Linked DNA regions of Homo sapiens: region 1 is linked to region 2. The links are chromatin loops, found by intact Hi-C in ENCODE. Cell type or tissue: pancreas. All regions are shown on one strand. Links, peaks and the distances in the headings refer to the core of each region. The heading gives the core; the rest is flanking DNA. Region 1 has its middle 5.4 kb from the start of LINC01766. Region 2 overlaps ATP4A (ATPase H+/K+ transporting subunit alpha).

What was found. Peaks named below come from ENCODE experiments on the same cell type or tissue, not always from the same donor. Only the 100,000 strongest peaks of a DNase experiment are listed, where the experiment ranks them.
Region 1: a loop joins it to region 2, with 2.0 times the contacts of the local background. A loop is called at or near these places in 18 of 110 quality-filtered maps.

The regions. Positions count from the first base shown.
Region 1 is chr19:35,588,439-35,596,551 of GRCh38, forward strand. No RefSeq gene overlaps it. Among named protein-coding and RNA genes, the nearest start is that of LINC01766, 5.4 kb to the right of the region's middle. In pancreas, for the core only: a CTCF peak has its summit at 4,038; no DNase peak of the experiment used is centred there.
Region 2 is chr19:35,547,623-35,555,168 of GRCh38, forward strand. It overlaps ATP4A (ATPase H+/K+ transporting subunit alpha), which reads right to left. Exons shown (of 22, transcript NM_000704.3): 15 at 7,544-7,546; 16 at 7,300-7,454; 17 at 6,084-6,207; 18 at 5,415-5,560; 19 at 3,825-3,958; 20 at 3,388-3,489; 21 at 3,212-3,303; 22 at 2,409-3,021. The coding sequence ends at 2,993. Among named protein-coding and RNA genes, the nearest start is that of TMEM147-AS1, 5.4 kb to the left of the region's middle. In pancreas, for the core only: a CTCF peak has its summit at 1,738 (motif pointing right); a DNase peak (open chromatin) is centred at 2,739; H3K27ac peaks cover 700 bases.

The DNA of each region.
Region 1 (8,113 bases), core at 2,791-5,290, 43 kb after region 2:
CTAAGTTTCCACCACCATGGAGAATGGGGATTCTCAGTAGAAAGTCAATGGAGCTGCTGGGCAAGAGACTGCTCACTGTCCCCCAGAGCCCATCGCCTCTTTGTTCTGGGAACATTGCCTGGCCACGTCTCAGAGGTTCCCCTCTGCAGCCATGAAATGTGCTTTGGTCCTGTGGAATGTGAGCAGAACTGACATGTACCACAAACAAACCTGGCTTTTCAATGTCTCCTGGGACACTCCTCTAAACTCCTCCTCCCCCGGCCAACGGGGCAAGGGATACCCATGTGATGATTTAGAAGGCCACATGTTGTAGACGTGGCAAAGCCCCCATTAGCCTGGGTCCCTGAACCATTCTAGGAACAGCCTCCCTTCCCCCAACTGCCTCATGTGGTCAAGCAGAAAATAGACTACCATGTTGACAAATGACATGCTTGGCCTGTTTCCACAGCCCAATCCACCCAAACCAGTGCAGATGCAGGAGAATAGAGTTCTATTTCTTGCACATCTGGGATTACAGCTTCAAGTTCATACCCAACAGAGACATCCATCTTGTTGGGTGGTCTATAGGAAATAATAATAGAAGGAAACAACAAAGGCCCTAGTCCACCTTAATTGTAATTGTTGTGATGCTGAGTTTGTCTCCTCTGTGGGCTTGGGTGTCTGGGCAGATCTCATGTGTTTGTGGGACAATGCTCTGGGTTATGGGGATGCCTGCAGATAGGATGATGCCTAATTGTCTGTCATGTTAGCAGATCTAGAGGGTTAGCCATCCCTGTCCCTCTCCAGATCCAGCCCAGGCTGGGCCTGTCACATTCAGCTGCAAAGCCATGTCAGGTTAGGATGGTCCATGTCAACATCAGCAGGCAGACCCAAGTGTCACCTTCTGCTACAGGCCTTGGAAAGCCAGCCAGCCTCCTCCACTTCAGCTCCCAGACTTCATCCAACCTGAATTTCACTCTCGGGTATCCAACTGGTATTTAGCACCAGGTAAACACAAAACGAGGCCAGGCACAGTGGCTCGTGCCTGTAATTTCAATGCTTTGGGAGGCTGAGAGAGGAGGATGGCTTGAGCCCAGGACTTTGAGACCAGCCTAGGCAGCAAGTCGATAGATAACTCTTTTCTACAAAATTTTTCAAAATTAGCCAGGCGTGGTGGCACACGCCTGTAGTCTCAGTTACTCAGGAGGGTGAGGTGAGAGGATCACTTTAGCCCAGGATTTTGAGGCTGCAGTAAGTCATAGTGATACTACTGCACTTCAGCCTGGGGGACACAGCTAGACTTTGTCTCCAAAATAAATAAATGTAAAAAATAAGGCCGGGTGCAGTGGCTCACACCTGTAATCCTAGCACTTTGGGAGACTGAGGTGGGAGGATCACCTGAGGCCAGGAGTTCGAGACCAGCCTGGCCAACATAGTGAAACCCTGTCTCTATAAAAATACAAAAATTAGCCACTGTGGTGGTGCGTGCCTGTAATCCCAGCTACTCGGGAGGCTGAGGCAGGATAATCTCTTGAACCCGGGGGTGGAGGTTGCAGTGAGCAGAGATTGCACCACTTCACTCCAGCCTGGGCGAAGGAGTGAGACTCAACCTCAAAAAAAAAAAAATCTTATCTGACTTTGATTGCATTACAATCAATTTAGTTATCAGTTTTGGGAGATTTAGCATCTTTATGATAAGCCTTCCTATTCATAAATATGATATATCAAATAGGACTTGTACATCTTTAGCTTTATTTTATGTATTATAAGCAATCCTTTTTTCCATTACATAATCTAAATTATTATTGGGGTAGAAGAAAGGTATTGAGTTTCCAATGTTGATATCTTGTGTGGCAAACTTACTGAACTTTCTTGGTGTAATAATTCATCATTTTACACACTTACATTGTCTATGCTAAATTTGAATTATTTCTTAACAATTTTAATACCTCATTATATATGTATTTTTTTAGTTCCTGGGCTAAACCTTTCAGCAAAATATGAATTAGCATCATAATCTTGTTTCCATCCTTGTATGGGTTAGTTCTATTGTTTTACTATTAAGTCAGGCAGTTGATGTAGATTTCTGATAAAAATTTCATCTTTTTTTTTTTTTTTTCTGAAGCAAACTCTGGCTCTGTCACCCAGGTTGGAGTGCAGCGGCACAATCTCAGCTCACTGCAATCTCCGCCTCCCAGGTTCAAGCGATTCTAGTGCCTCAGCCTCTATAGTAGCTGGGACCACAGGCACGCACCACCACTCGGGGCTAATTTTTTGTATTTTTAGTAGAGATGGGATTTCTCTATGTTGGCCAGGCTGGTCTTGAACCCCTGGCCTTAAATTATCTGCCTGCCTCAGCCTCTCAAAGTGGTGAAATTACATGCATGAGCCACCGTGACCAGCCAAAATTTCATCAATTTTGTTATGTTTTCTTCTATTCCTGGCTTGCCAAGATTTTTTAAATTAGAATTTTATATTGAGGCTAGGCACAGTGGCTCATGCCTGTAATTCCAGTACTTTGGGAGGCCAAGGAAGGAGAGTCATTTGAGGCCAGGAATTTGAGACCAGCCTGGGCAACATAGCTAGATCTCGTCTCTACTGAAAAAAGAAAAAAAAATTAGCTAGGCATGGTACCTGTATTCTCAGCTACTCAGGAGGCTGAGATGGGAGGATAACTTGAACCCAGGAGTTAGAGGCAGCAGTGAGCCATGATCACACCCTTGTACTCCAGCCTGGGCAACACAGCGAGACCCTGTCTCAAAAAAAATTTGTGTTGAATCATATTAAATACTTTTCAGCATCTATTAACATGATCATACGAGATTTTAATTCAATCCTTTAACAAAGTTATTCACAATGAACCATTCTTATACTCTTGGGAAAACCTTACTGGGTCACAATCTATTATTCTTTTTTTTTTTTTTTAGAGACAGAGTCTTGCTCTGTCGCCCAGACTGGAGTGCAGTGGCACGATCTTGGCTCACTGTAAGCTCCGCCTCCCAGGTTCACGCCATTCTCCTGCCTCAGCCTCCCGAGTAGCTGGGACTACAGGCGCCCACCACCACACCCGGCTAATTTTTTGTATTTTTAGCAGAGACGGGGTTTCATCGTGTTAGCCAGATGGTCTTGATCTCCTGACCTCGTGATCCGCCCGCCTCAGCCTCCCAAAGTGCTGGGATTATAGGCGTGAGCCACCATGCCCGGCCTCTATTATTCTTTTAATATGTGATGGATATGGTTTGCTTATGCCTTATTTGGGTCCTACATAGTTTTCATCTGGGGGCTGTTCTCAGTCCTTTGCATTGGGGCAGTGCTGGCAATGCAGAATGGGTTGAGAAGCATTCAATGTGTTTCTGTGTTCTGGAAACATTTCTATGTCATGGGAATTAGCTGCTTCTTAAAGATTGGAGTGGGCCGGACATGGTGCCTCATGCCTGTAATCCTAGTACTTTGGGAGGCTGAGGCGGGTGGATCACCTGAGGTCAGGAGTTCGAGACCAGCCTGGCCAATATGGTGAAACCCCCATCTCTACTAATAATACAAAAATTAGCTGGGCATGGTGGCACACAACTGTAATCCCAGCTGCTCGGGAGGCTGAGGCAGGAGAATCACTTGAACCCGGGAAGCGGAGGTTGCAGTAAGCCAAGATCACGCCATTGCACTGCAGCCTGGGTGACAAGAGCGAAACTCCATCTCCAAAAAAAAAAAAAAAAGTTGGAGTGAACATGCCTGCAAAATCTTCTGGGCCTGTAATCTTTTTCGTGTAGCAGATTTTGAGTACTTTGTCTTCACTATGATGGTGAAAGCAGCAACTCTCGGAGTCAAGTACAAGCCACTGTTATGAGCAGCTTCGGAGTATTGATTCTTTTGGTCTCCACACTAACCCTATAGCCTGCATTCTTACAGACTGAGGATAAAGCACAGGGAGCTGGAAAGACACAGTGCAGGTCTCACAGCGAATTCACTGAGGGGCCAGGATTGGGAACCAGGAAATCTGCCACCAAAAGCCGTGTTCTTAAGCACTAGGTGGACAACACTGCCTCCCATCGACCGTTAGTAGCAATTCAATCTTTTTACCTGCTGGAGTCACTTGTTAATCACTTACCTTTCTCTTAACAAATCATTTTTATTTTCGACATAGAAGCTAACTTGAAGGAGCGCCCACTGGCCCAGAGTGGTACAACTTAAACATCAAAAATATTAATAACGGCCAGGCGCGGTGGCTCACTCCTGTAATCCCAGGACTTTGGGAGGCTGAGGCAGGTAAATCAATTGAGGTCAGGAGTTCGAGACCAGCCCGGCCAACATGGTGAAACCTCGTCTCTACTAAAAATATAAAAATTAGCCAGCCGTGGTGACAGTCACCTGTAATCCCAGCTACTCGGGAGGCTGATGCAGGAGAATCGCTTAGAGCTCGGGAGTCGGAGGTTGTAGTGAGCCGAGATGGCGCCATTGCACTCCAGCCTGGGCAACAAGAGCAAAACTCCGTCTCAAATAATAATAATAATAATAATAGTAATAACAATAATAGATTTAAACACACCAAATATATATCATATTTAATGATGAAGGATGGAATACTTTCCCTATAAGATCAACAACAAGGAAAGGATGTCTGCTCTTGACACTCCTATTTGACATAGTGCTGGAAGTTCTAGTCACTGCAAGAAAAAAACGCAAACAGGGCCCGGCGCAGTGGCTGACGTCTGTAATCCTAACACTTTGGGAGGCAGGAGGATCACTTGAGACTAGGATGTCAAGACCAGCCTAGGCAACACAGCATGACCCCATCTCTACAAAAAATATTAAAAAATTAGCCAAGCATGGTGGCACATGCCTGTAGTCCTACCTGCTCAGGGGGCTGAGGCAGGGAGATCACTTGAGCCCAGGACTTTGAGACTGCAGTGAGCTATGATCACACCAACACTGCACTCCAGCCTGAGGAATAGAGTGAGACTCTGTCTCAAAAAAGAAAAAAAGGCATTTAGATTGGAAAGGAAGAAATAAAACTGTATCTGCAGGTGACATGAGATATGTGTGTGTGTGTGTGTCTGTGTGTGTAGTTGATGCAAAAATAATTGCGGTTTTTGCCATTGAAAGGAATGACTGCTGGGCATGGTGGCTCACGCCTGTAATCCCAGCACTTTGGGAGGGTTTTTTTTTTTTTTTTTTTTTTTGAGATGGAGTCTCACTCTGTCACCCAAGCTGGAGTGCAGTGGTGTGGTCTCGGCTCACTGCCAGCTCCGCCTCCCGGGTTCACGCCATTCTCCTGTCTCAGCCTCCCGAGTAGCCGGGACTACAGGCACCCGCCACCACGCCCAGCTAAATTTTTGTATTTTTAGTAGAGACGGGGTTTCACCTTGTTAGCCAGGATGGGCTCGATCTCCTGACCTCGGGATCTGCCCTCCTCAACCTCCCAAAGTGCTGGGATTACAGGCATGAGCCACCGTGCCTGGCGTTTTTCTTTTCGTTTTTTTTTTTTCTTTTTTTTTTTTTTTTGGAGATAGAGTCTCACTCTGTCACCCAGGCTGGAGTGCAGTGGTGTGATCTTGGCTCACTGCAACTTCCACCTCCTGGGTTCAAGCGATTCTCCTGCCTCAGTCTCCCTAGTAGCTGGGATTACAGGCGCCCACCACCATGCCCAGCTAATTTTTGTATTTTTAGTAGAGACGGGGTCTCACCATGTTGGCCAGGCTGGTCTTGAACTCCTGACCTTAGGTGATCCACCTACCTCAGCCTCTCAAAGTGCTGGGATTACAGGCGTGAGCCACAGCCCTGGACGGATGTATTTTCAATACATGTCTTTATAATGCATGTGAAAGCTAACGCATACATGGGAGACAATGAAGGGACCAATATGGTGGAAGTTTTCCATATTCCACTTGAAGTTGCAAAATATTCAATCTAGGTAGACTATAGAATGTTTAAGTGTGTTTACCATAATCCGTAGAGCAATCACTTAAAACTTGCAAAGATATATAGTGAAAATCACAATAAATAAATTAAAATGGAGTACTAAAATAGTATTTGAATAATCCAAAAGAAAGAAGGAAAAGGGAAAACAAGGAACAAAACACAGAAAAGTGGAAATAAAAAACAAATAATAGTAGACCTAAAGCAAAACATACCAATAATCATATTTAAGGCACATGATCTAAACACACAAGTTATAAAATATTTTCATAATGCACTTAAAAAAAAAATAGCCAGAGCCGGGCGCGTTGGCTCACACCTGTAATCCCAGCACTTTGGGAGGCCAAGGCAGGCAGATCACGAGGTCAGGAGACCATCGTGGCCAACAAGGTGAAACCCTGTCTCTACTAAAAATACAAAAATTAGCTGGGCGTGGTGGCGGATGCCTGCAATCCCAGCTACTAGGGAGGCTGAGGCAGGAGAATCGCTTGAACCAGGGAGTCAGAGGTTGCAGTGAGCCGAGATCGCACCACTGCACTCCAGCCTGGCGACAGAGGGAGACTCCATCTCAAAAAAAAAAAATAGCCAGGTTCAAAGGCTCATGCCTGTAATATCAGCACTTCGGGAAGCCGAGGTGGGTGGATCACTTGAGCCCAGGAGTTTGAGATCAGCCTGGAAAACATGGTGAAACTCCGTCTCTACTAAAAATACAAAGAAGTTAGCTGGGTGTGGTGGCACACGCCTATAGTCCCAGCTACTTGGGAGACTGAGGCAGGAGGATAACCTGAGCCCAGGAAGTCGAGGCTGCAGTGAGCCATCATCACATCACTGCACTCCAGCCTGGGTGACAGAGTGAGGCCCTGTCTCAAATAAATACATACATAAATAACTTGAGCCCAGGAGTTCAAGATCAGCCTGGGCAACATAGTGAGACCCCATCTCTGCAAAAAATTTCAAAATTAACCTGGCATGGTGGCTTGCACCTGTAGCCCCAGCTACTCAGAAGTTTGGGGCAGGAGGTTGTTTGAGCCCAGGAGGTCAAGGCTGCAGTGAGCCGTGTTCACACCACTACACTCCAGACTAGCAACAGAACAAAACCTTGTCTTAAAAAAAATAGAAGTAGGCCAGGCGCGGTGGCTCACTCCTGCAATCCCAGCATTTTGGGAGGCCAAGATGGGCTGATCACCTGAGGTCAGGAGTTCGAGACCAGCCTCACTAACATGGTGAAACCCAGTCTCTACTAAGCATACAAAAATTAGCCAGGCATAGTGGCAGGTGCCTGTAATCCCAGCTACTTGGGAGGCTGAGGCAGGAGAATCACTTGAATGCAGGAGGCGGAGGTTGCAGTGAGCCGAGATCACGCCATTGCACTCCAGCCTGAACAACAGAGTGAGACTCTGTCTCAAAAAATAAAAAAATTAAAAACTTAAAAAATAGAAGTAGGCCGGGCGTAATGCCTGTAATCCTAGAACTTTAGGAGGCCAAGGCAGGCGGATCACTTAAGGTCAGGCGTTCGAGACCAGCCTAGTCAACATGGCAGAACCCCGTCTCTACTAAAAATACAAAAAATTAGCCAGGCATGGTGGTGCGCACCTGTAGTCCCAGCTACTCAGGTGGCTGAGGCAGGAGAATCACTTGAACCCAGGAGGCGGAGGTTGCAGTGAGCCAAGATCACATCACCACACTCCAGCCTGGAAGACAGAGCAAGAAGAAAGAAGGAAAAGAAAGAAGAGAAGGAAAAGGAAGAAAAGAGGGAAGGGAAGGGAAAGGGAAAGGGAAAGGGGAAGGGGAAGGGAAGGGGAAAGGGAAAGGGAGGGGAGGGGAAGGGAAGGGGGAAAGAATGAAGGAAAGAAAGGAAAGGAAAGGAAGGAAGAAAAGAAATGATTGTTTGCTTGGTGTTGGAGGGGCTTGAGGGGGTGGGGAAAAAGGGGGGAACCCACACATTTGATCAAAGAACTCTTCTGTGTTGACTGTTGTGGTATGAGAGCAGAGAAAATGCATTGTGTTTTTCCTGAAACACAAGACTCCGAGGCCTACATCACTCTTGCCCCAAGTAGTGCTTTTCTCTCAAGATGCTCAGGAGGAATCTTTAAACAAAGATGATCAAGGAAATGAGGCTTATTTATAGGTCTGTTTTGAAGGTGGAACCAGGGATTCCTCAATTGGCCAATCACTTGAGAGAGTAGAAGGAGCTGTCACCCCATCAAACCAATCAGAAGCC
Region 2 (7,546 bases), core at 369-2,868:
CAAGCTGGAAGCTAGCCAGTCACTGACTTGTCCCATGTCTTGTTCCTCAGGCTCCTGGTTTGCCAGGAGTAGACAGAAGGTTTGGATGATCTTTGAGCAGTGGCAGAGGCCAGGGCCCTCAGGGAACAGATGATAGAGGGGAGCTAGAATCCAAGAGAAGGCCCTTGGGGGGCTCTTCCTCCTCACAGCCCCAACCTGGGCCTCCTCACATGGGCCCTTCCCGGGCTGGTTGCCTCTGAGGCTCCTGGCCCCAGTGTCCCCCTCCAATCCATCCTCTGTATGGCAGCCAGGGGATCTATCTGAAACCCGTCTAACCAGGTCATCCTCCCACTTGCAGCCACTTGCGGCCCCTTGTTACACAGTGGACAGTCCAATTGCTTGGCCTTTGGTTTTACCCAACCAGCAAAACCAGCTTTTCTGAAACTGCTCCCTAGAATAATTTGTCCAGCCAGATTCTTAACATCGTTCAAGCCATGGGGTCAGCATGGGGCTGGGGGGAGAGTTGTGACTGTGAGCTCCTCAGTTCTATGGCCCTCAGATCAGATCCCAGCCTGAGCCTTCTCAGGGTGGAGTGGAGAGACAGCTGCAGCCAAGAAGCAGAGCAGTGGGGCCCCCAGCTTGGACATTGTCCTGGATGCCCCCCTCCACCCTCAGCCTTCCTTGGTCCACTGAAGCCGGCTCCCCGCCTTTCTCTGAGGGGGATGTGTCAGAAGTTTTGAATGTCATGTTTAAGCTCCACTTTGATGTACACCCTCCCCACTCAGGAAGATGCTCCCCATCCTTGGTGTTCCCAGTGGGGTACCCCAGGGAGTAGGATAGCACCATTGCCCCTCCTCCTCCACCAGGCCGTTGAAGTTCCACCTGATTTTTTTTAAGCTTAGGCCTAGGAAAGCTCACTATGACCATCTCGATGTTTCCAGAGGGAGCATTTGCCTTCAGACGGCAGCTGCCATCTAGGCCACTCTTCCTCATTGTTTGGAGTAAAGACAGGGTCCATGGGTCTCTTGGGAGCTGGAAGTGATTGATCACCTTGACTTTGATGTAGAAAGGAAGTAGATGGGGCAGTCTATCTGGGTGGACTTGTGACAAGGTCACTTTCTCCCACACTTCCATGCCCCACATAGCTCTTCACACATATTGAGACAAGTGTAGGATGCAAAATTACCAACTGGAATAATCCCAGCTTACATGGGGTTCAGGGAGAGAGACTGGAGTGGCTGGGCCTGAGTTGGCAGAGGACGGTGAAGCCTGGGCGGTTGGACTGTGGGGAGCCAGGCTTCAGGTGATCGGGGTTATGATGGGAAAACCCCGGGTTATGGGGACCCAGAGGAGCCGCCTGGCCTGCCGTGGAAGCAGTGCGGGCTCCCCTGAGCAGAGGACATGTGAGCTGAGACCTAAAGAATGAGTGATTGGGGCAAGGCAGAGGTAATGGTCTTGAGGTCAGAGAGGGGGCCTGTTTTTCCCAAGGGAACATAACTGGTTGGAATGAGTTCAAGGGGACTTGTAAGACTACAGAAGCTGGCAGGGGTCAGATCACAGGAGGCTTTGGGAACCAAGGAGAGCTCTAGGCAGAGGAAGGACAGGGTCAGATTTGGCTTTAGGAAGCTCTGCATGGCTGTTGTCTGAAATGGGAAAGCTGAGGCCACGAGGCCAGGGCTGGACCAGGGCAGGGCTTTGTGGGGTTAGGAGAGTGACTAGAAGCCAAGCCCAGGTGTTGGTGATCAGTGGCTGTGTGTATTTATTTACCGGCAGGGGGCGCTAACAGGTAAGGGAGGAGCAAAGAGTTCCAGGATAACTGGAGTTTGGGGCTTGTAAGCCCGAGGGCTCACCACGTTTCCAAGGGAGAAGGGACCACACTGATGGGACAGTGGGACTATCAGATTGGGTCAGTGCATGGGTACAGGCATGGGGGGTGATGAAGAGGCCAGTGTAGGTCACCAACACTGGGGGAAGCTGGGGACAGAGGTGGGTCTCACTGCAGAAACAACTGAAGCCATGGGGGACTGGGGGGCTGTGGTCACAAGGAAGGAGAAGCCCAGGCCCTAGCCAGAGAAAGCCACATAAGAAAGAGGAAGAGAGGTGAACAGAGGGGCTGGGAAAGGAGCGGCAGAGATGGGAGGTAGGGGGATGGGGTTAACCTTTCAGGTGAGGGGTGTGAGGAGGGGACCTCCAGGAGTTGTTCAGGAACTGGCCATTGCCGGGACAGAGGAGTAAGCAGGTAGGCTCAGAAAGGAGACACCGCTGGGGGGTGGGGGATGCTTGATGTGGAAATGACTTGGGCCCCCTTGTGTCTGGGAGCCTCCAGGAGGGAGAAGGGTGCTGAGAACAGAGAAAGCCCAGAGGTGGTAGGGGGTGCCTATCGCCACGGCCCAGCTTGCGTTTAGATGCCATGACCCTGGGCAAAGGAATAGGAATCATTTCCCCAAGGCAGGTTTATTGAGGACCTACTATGTGCCAGGCTGTGTACTAGGCACTGGAGGTGCAGCCCTGGATAAACAGCCCCCATGTACAGGACTGTGGGAGATCACAAGCACTAATGAGAGACGCTGAGGACAGTGCCTGGCACCAGATACAGCACAGTCAGCATGAGCTGGTTTTATTACCATCGCCCAGGACACAAGCGTGTCTTTAACGAAGGGCCCTCAGGCAGCCGTCCAGCCTGGACTGGAGTCCTAAGAACAGAAACACCCTCCAGAAGCGGTCAGCTGTACTCCCTGTCAGAGCCCCACCGCCACCACAGGTGGCGGCTTTCCCGAGGCCAGCCCAGAGGACTGCCCAGGCGCTGCTGCTCCAGGAGGTGCGAACCTTGGGAATGGGGGAGGGGAGTGGGCAGGTCCCTCCAAGTTTGGGGTGCCGTGGGCTACAGAAGCAGATACTGGTGGGGCTGGGACTCTTGGTTGCTCAGATATCTTGGTGGCTGTCCAGAGGGTCCCACGAGCCCTGCCCCCACCTGCTGTGGCAGTTGCAGGGATGCTTGAAGGCAGTCGTCCCTCTAATAGTAGAGTTCCTGGTCCCACCAGCCTGGGAGAGAGAGGGAGAAAGGAGACTCAGTGCTGGGGGTGCCACTTAGGCAGGGCCAGGGGCTCAGAGGTCAGTGCTGGTTGCTATGGAGGGTCAAGGGCTTAGAGGCCAAGTGTTGAGGATCAAAGGTGGGTGCAGCTGCTCAAACGTTTCAGTCCCCTGCCCCCAGGCTCCCAGTCTCCACACTCACTCCCTGGGCAACAGCGAACTCCAAGCTTCCGGATCTCATCATAGACGAAGATGAGGATGCCGTAGGGCAGGGGGACCAGCCACCACTGGAACCTGAAGGCACATGGCAAGGTGAAGGCCATCCCAGGCCTGTGCCCTACAGCCCCCTCCCTGTCCTTGCCCCTCACAGCCTCTCACCGAATGGGCATGAAGTTGAAGATGTTGGGCATGCCGGGGCAGTAGCACAGGAAGCAGCCGATGCAGACCTGGAACACGATGGCGATCACCAGGATCTTATTCCTGGGGGTGGGCAGAATGGGACAGGCCATTAGGAATTGGGGACGTGATGGAAATCAGGATACTGTGGGTCAAAGTAGGTCAGATGTCAGCAGCAGCAGGGAGGTGTTCTACACACTGAACACTGGAGTGGCCCGGGCCTCTCAGCACCACCCCTTTAGTGAAATGTGGAGGGGGCCGTGGGGGGAGTTATTGGCCAGTTAGAAAGGTTTTTTTGGCATGTCACCATCTGGCACTGGCACCCGCTGGCATTTGCCGGCTGTTCTAAACCACAGTCAGGATCTGATGGGAGTTGGGACCAGGGGTTGGAGGGCAGGAAGAGGGCCAGCCAGGGACACCTGAAGAAGCCTTGCTGGAAGGCAGAGAGACGGCGCGTCTTGCGGATGAGGACATCGGCGATCTGGCACACCTCAATGCTGATGAAGAACACGGTGTAGCAGGTGTACTGCTGGTACAGGCGCTGCCCGAATGTCTGCAGGCCAGGGGCAAACGGAAACAGCCTGAGTCCAGCCTGAGTCCCGGCGGAGAGCCTCTGCAGCCCACCGGGCATAGGGTCCCAGGGCCGTGAACCCCTAAATGCTCTCTCTGCCTTGCATCAGAGTGTGGGGGTGGGGGGAAGGAGAGAGGCAGGGTCTGCCAGGTGTGCAGGACCCCAGAACGTGGGGCCCAGAAACCTCAGCCTAGCAGAGCTTGGATGACAGTGGCCGGGAAAACTGTAGGCTGGGCCGACTGCTTTCATAGTGAAAGGGGGGAGGCACCCAAAAGAAAGGGCCTGGGAAAGGGGAATTGAAATCCTCAGATGGGATTTGCAAAGTCCAGTGACTCCAGGGGCCAGGCAGATGGCAAAAATAGGTGAGGCAGTCACCGCGGGCCTTTGGGAAAAGAGGGCAGATGCCCCATTTAAAGGGGGCAGCCACTATGCAGCCCATTTCTTCAACACAGCTACTTTTTTTTTTGAGATGGAATCTCGCTCTGTCACCCAGGCTGGAGTGCAGTGGTGCAATCTCAGCTCACTGCAACTTCCGAATCCCAGGTTCAGGAGATTCTCCTGCCTTAGCCTCCCAAGTAGCTGGAATTACAAGCATGTGCCACCATGCCTGGCAACACAACTCCTAATACCAGCTAACTGTGGGGATCACTGACTGCTCCAGGTGCCGAGTGTTGCACGTGCATTAGCTCATTTAATCCGCTGGGTAACCCTAGGAGGTAAATCAGTGGTGCTGGAACTTGAACATGCATGAGAATCCCAGCAAGGGCTCCCAGAGGGCTGGGATAGAGCCTGAGAATTTGCACTGCAAACATGTTCCCAGGAGATGGTGATGCTGCTGGTCTGGGAGCAAACTGAAAACCACTGAGGTAGACTTTGATATTCTCTCCACTTTGCAGGTGAGAAAACAGGCACAGAGAGGCAAAGCAACCTGCCCAGGGTTACACAGCTTGTGAGAAGCAGTACCAGACCATAAGTCCAGGCAGTCTGGCTTCAGTGTCTACCTTAACCATGATAGTAAATGTTTAAGGGAAGTATCCTCGTCTGTATGTAACTCTACAGGTGAACTAAACACATCTGCTGGCCAGATCTAGCCTCACTGTGCTCCAAACCTTCATTAAAATAGACCACATGTGCAAATACCCTGTGGGAGTGATGCTGTAGGGAAAATAGCAGAATAGGGGCCTGGTTCCACATCTGAGATGATGCATTAGTGTCAGGGCAGAGACACCCATCTGCAGTTGCGATCATCAGAAGCAGGAGTTTGGAGCTGGAGATGGTGGGAAAGGCCCTTGCCCCCCCGAACTGGCAGGGAGTCTGGGGGTCCGGGATGCTCTGGCTGAACTCAGTCACACGTGGAGGAACAAGTGGGCCGCACACAAGGCAAGTTGCCCTGGGAAGGAGGGAGCCCAGGGATGGGATGGGGCGGGGCAGGGCTCACCCACTCCTGGCCGTAGCTGTCCTGCAGATCTTGTAGGTGGTGGTCCTCCCACTGCGCCCGCAGCCCCACGCACAGCAGTGGGAACCAGCCCTCCTGGGCCATTGCCGTGAAGTAGTCAGTGAAGCCAGCAAAGGACTGAATGGCACCTGGAGAGAGACAAGGGGACACAGGGAGACAGAGATGGACACAGAGACAGGGACACAGGAAGAGAGGGACATGGAGAGACAGGGACACAGATACACAAAGGTCAAGGACACACAGACAGGGACACGGGAAGAGAGACAGGGACACAGATACACAAGGTCAAGGACACACAGAGCCAGGGACACAGAAACAGTGACAGAGACACAGAGGCAGAGAGAGAAGCAGGGACAGAGAGACAGAGGCAGGGACAGAGAGAAAAAGACACATCCAGGACCCAAAAAGACAGAAATAGGCAACAACTCAGAGACAGGGTCATGGAGAGCAAGGTCAGAGAGAGAGCAGGGACACAGCAGAACCAGAGAGACTGTCACAAACAGAGAGGGACACGGAGGACAACGGAGACCCAGGACCAAATGCAGACACTGAGGTCCAGAACCAGCCGGAGCCCAAGGCAGGGCCTGGGGCAGGCGAGCAGCCCAGCGCAGAGCCCCCCACCTCCAGGCTCCCCGGCCCACGGGCACCCACCAATCTGGAAGTAGGAGTAGGCAGCCAGGGGCTCGTTGACCAATCTGTCACGCTTTGGGTTGCGTGGACGCAGGTGCATGATGTCACTCTCGGCCTTTTCATATGCCAGGGACACAGATGGGAACTGGCCAGGAGTGGAAGGAACTGGGACTGAGGGTTTGGCTGGGCCCTTGTCCCCTCCACTTCGGGTCCCCCTTCCCCCACTTGTGAGCAGGAACAGGACTGAGGTTAGCAGGCAGGACCTGCAGGGACGGCACAGCCACACCAGCCTGGACAGCCTGGGCCCCACTGGCCCCTGGGTGTTGGCATCCTGGTGCCCATCTTCGTAAGAACATCTGCTTTTATCTTCTCCCTCTGTCTCCCTCCCTCTCTTTCTCTGTTCCTCACTCTGTTTCTCTGTCCCTGTCTCCAGTGTAATTCTCTGTGACTGTATCTGCTCTTGTGTATTTCTGTGTCACTCCCTATCTCTGTGTATCTTCAGTCTCTCAGTGTCGCCGTGCCCCTTCATCTGCTTGTGCCTAGAGTGGCAGCAGAGCATACTGACCACGACCACAGGCTGTGGGACCTGTGACTGCTCAAGCTCAAGTCACAGCCGGGCCACTTATTTGCCCAGTGACCTGGGACAATCCACTCTACCTGTCTATGCCTTGATGAGCTCATCAGTAAAGTACGGGTGATAGTAACAAAACTCATCTCATAGTGTGGTTATGAGTACAAAATTAAGGAAATGATGGTGTGTCTGGCCCAGAGAAAGCACTGTGTAAATGTTACCGAATAAATACCTGTCAACACAGCTGCGCCTCTGGCTGCATTCGTGACTGTATCTGTGGTTCTTTTCTGTCTGTCTGCCATGGGGTCTATCTGAGGGGGTTTATTTGTCCGTGTCTGTTTAGGGGCACGTGTCTGTGATTCAAGTTTGGCCAGATACCTGTTCTGTTTCCATCTCTGTCTGAGTATCTGTATCTGAGTCATGTGTGTGCATGGGTCGGCCCGGGCCTACCTGAGTGTCCGCCTGTGTGTGCATGGCTGTATGTCCATTTAGGTCTGTTCACCTGCCTGCCACCCATGTGTCCTGCACTGGCTGTCATTGCACACACAGGTCTTGTCTGTCACTCTGTGCCCAAGAGTGTCTGTGGTGGTCTCTGTCCCTCCTGTCCATCTGCAAGCAAGTGTCTCTGGGCACCCTGTGGATGGGTACCCTGGGCTGTGGACTTACAATGTCAGTGCAGAGTTCGATGAAGAGGATGGTGATGCACCCGAGGGGCAGGGGCACGCTGACGGTGATGTAGATGAGGTAGGGTGTCAGCTCTGGGATGTTCTTGGTCAATGTGTAGGCAATAGACTTCTTCAGGTTGTCGAAGATCAGTCGACCTGTGGGGTAGGGTGGGCACCTCAGCCTCCTCACAGCCCTCTCCCTCCTGTGCCCACACTGCCTGCCCTCCCCCTGGCGTGGCTCGGACCCT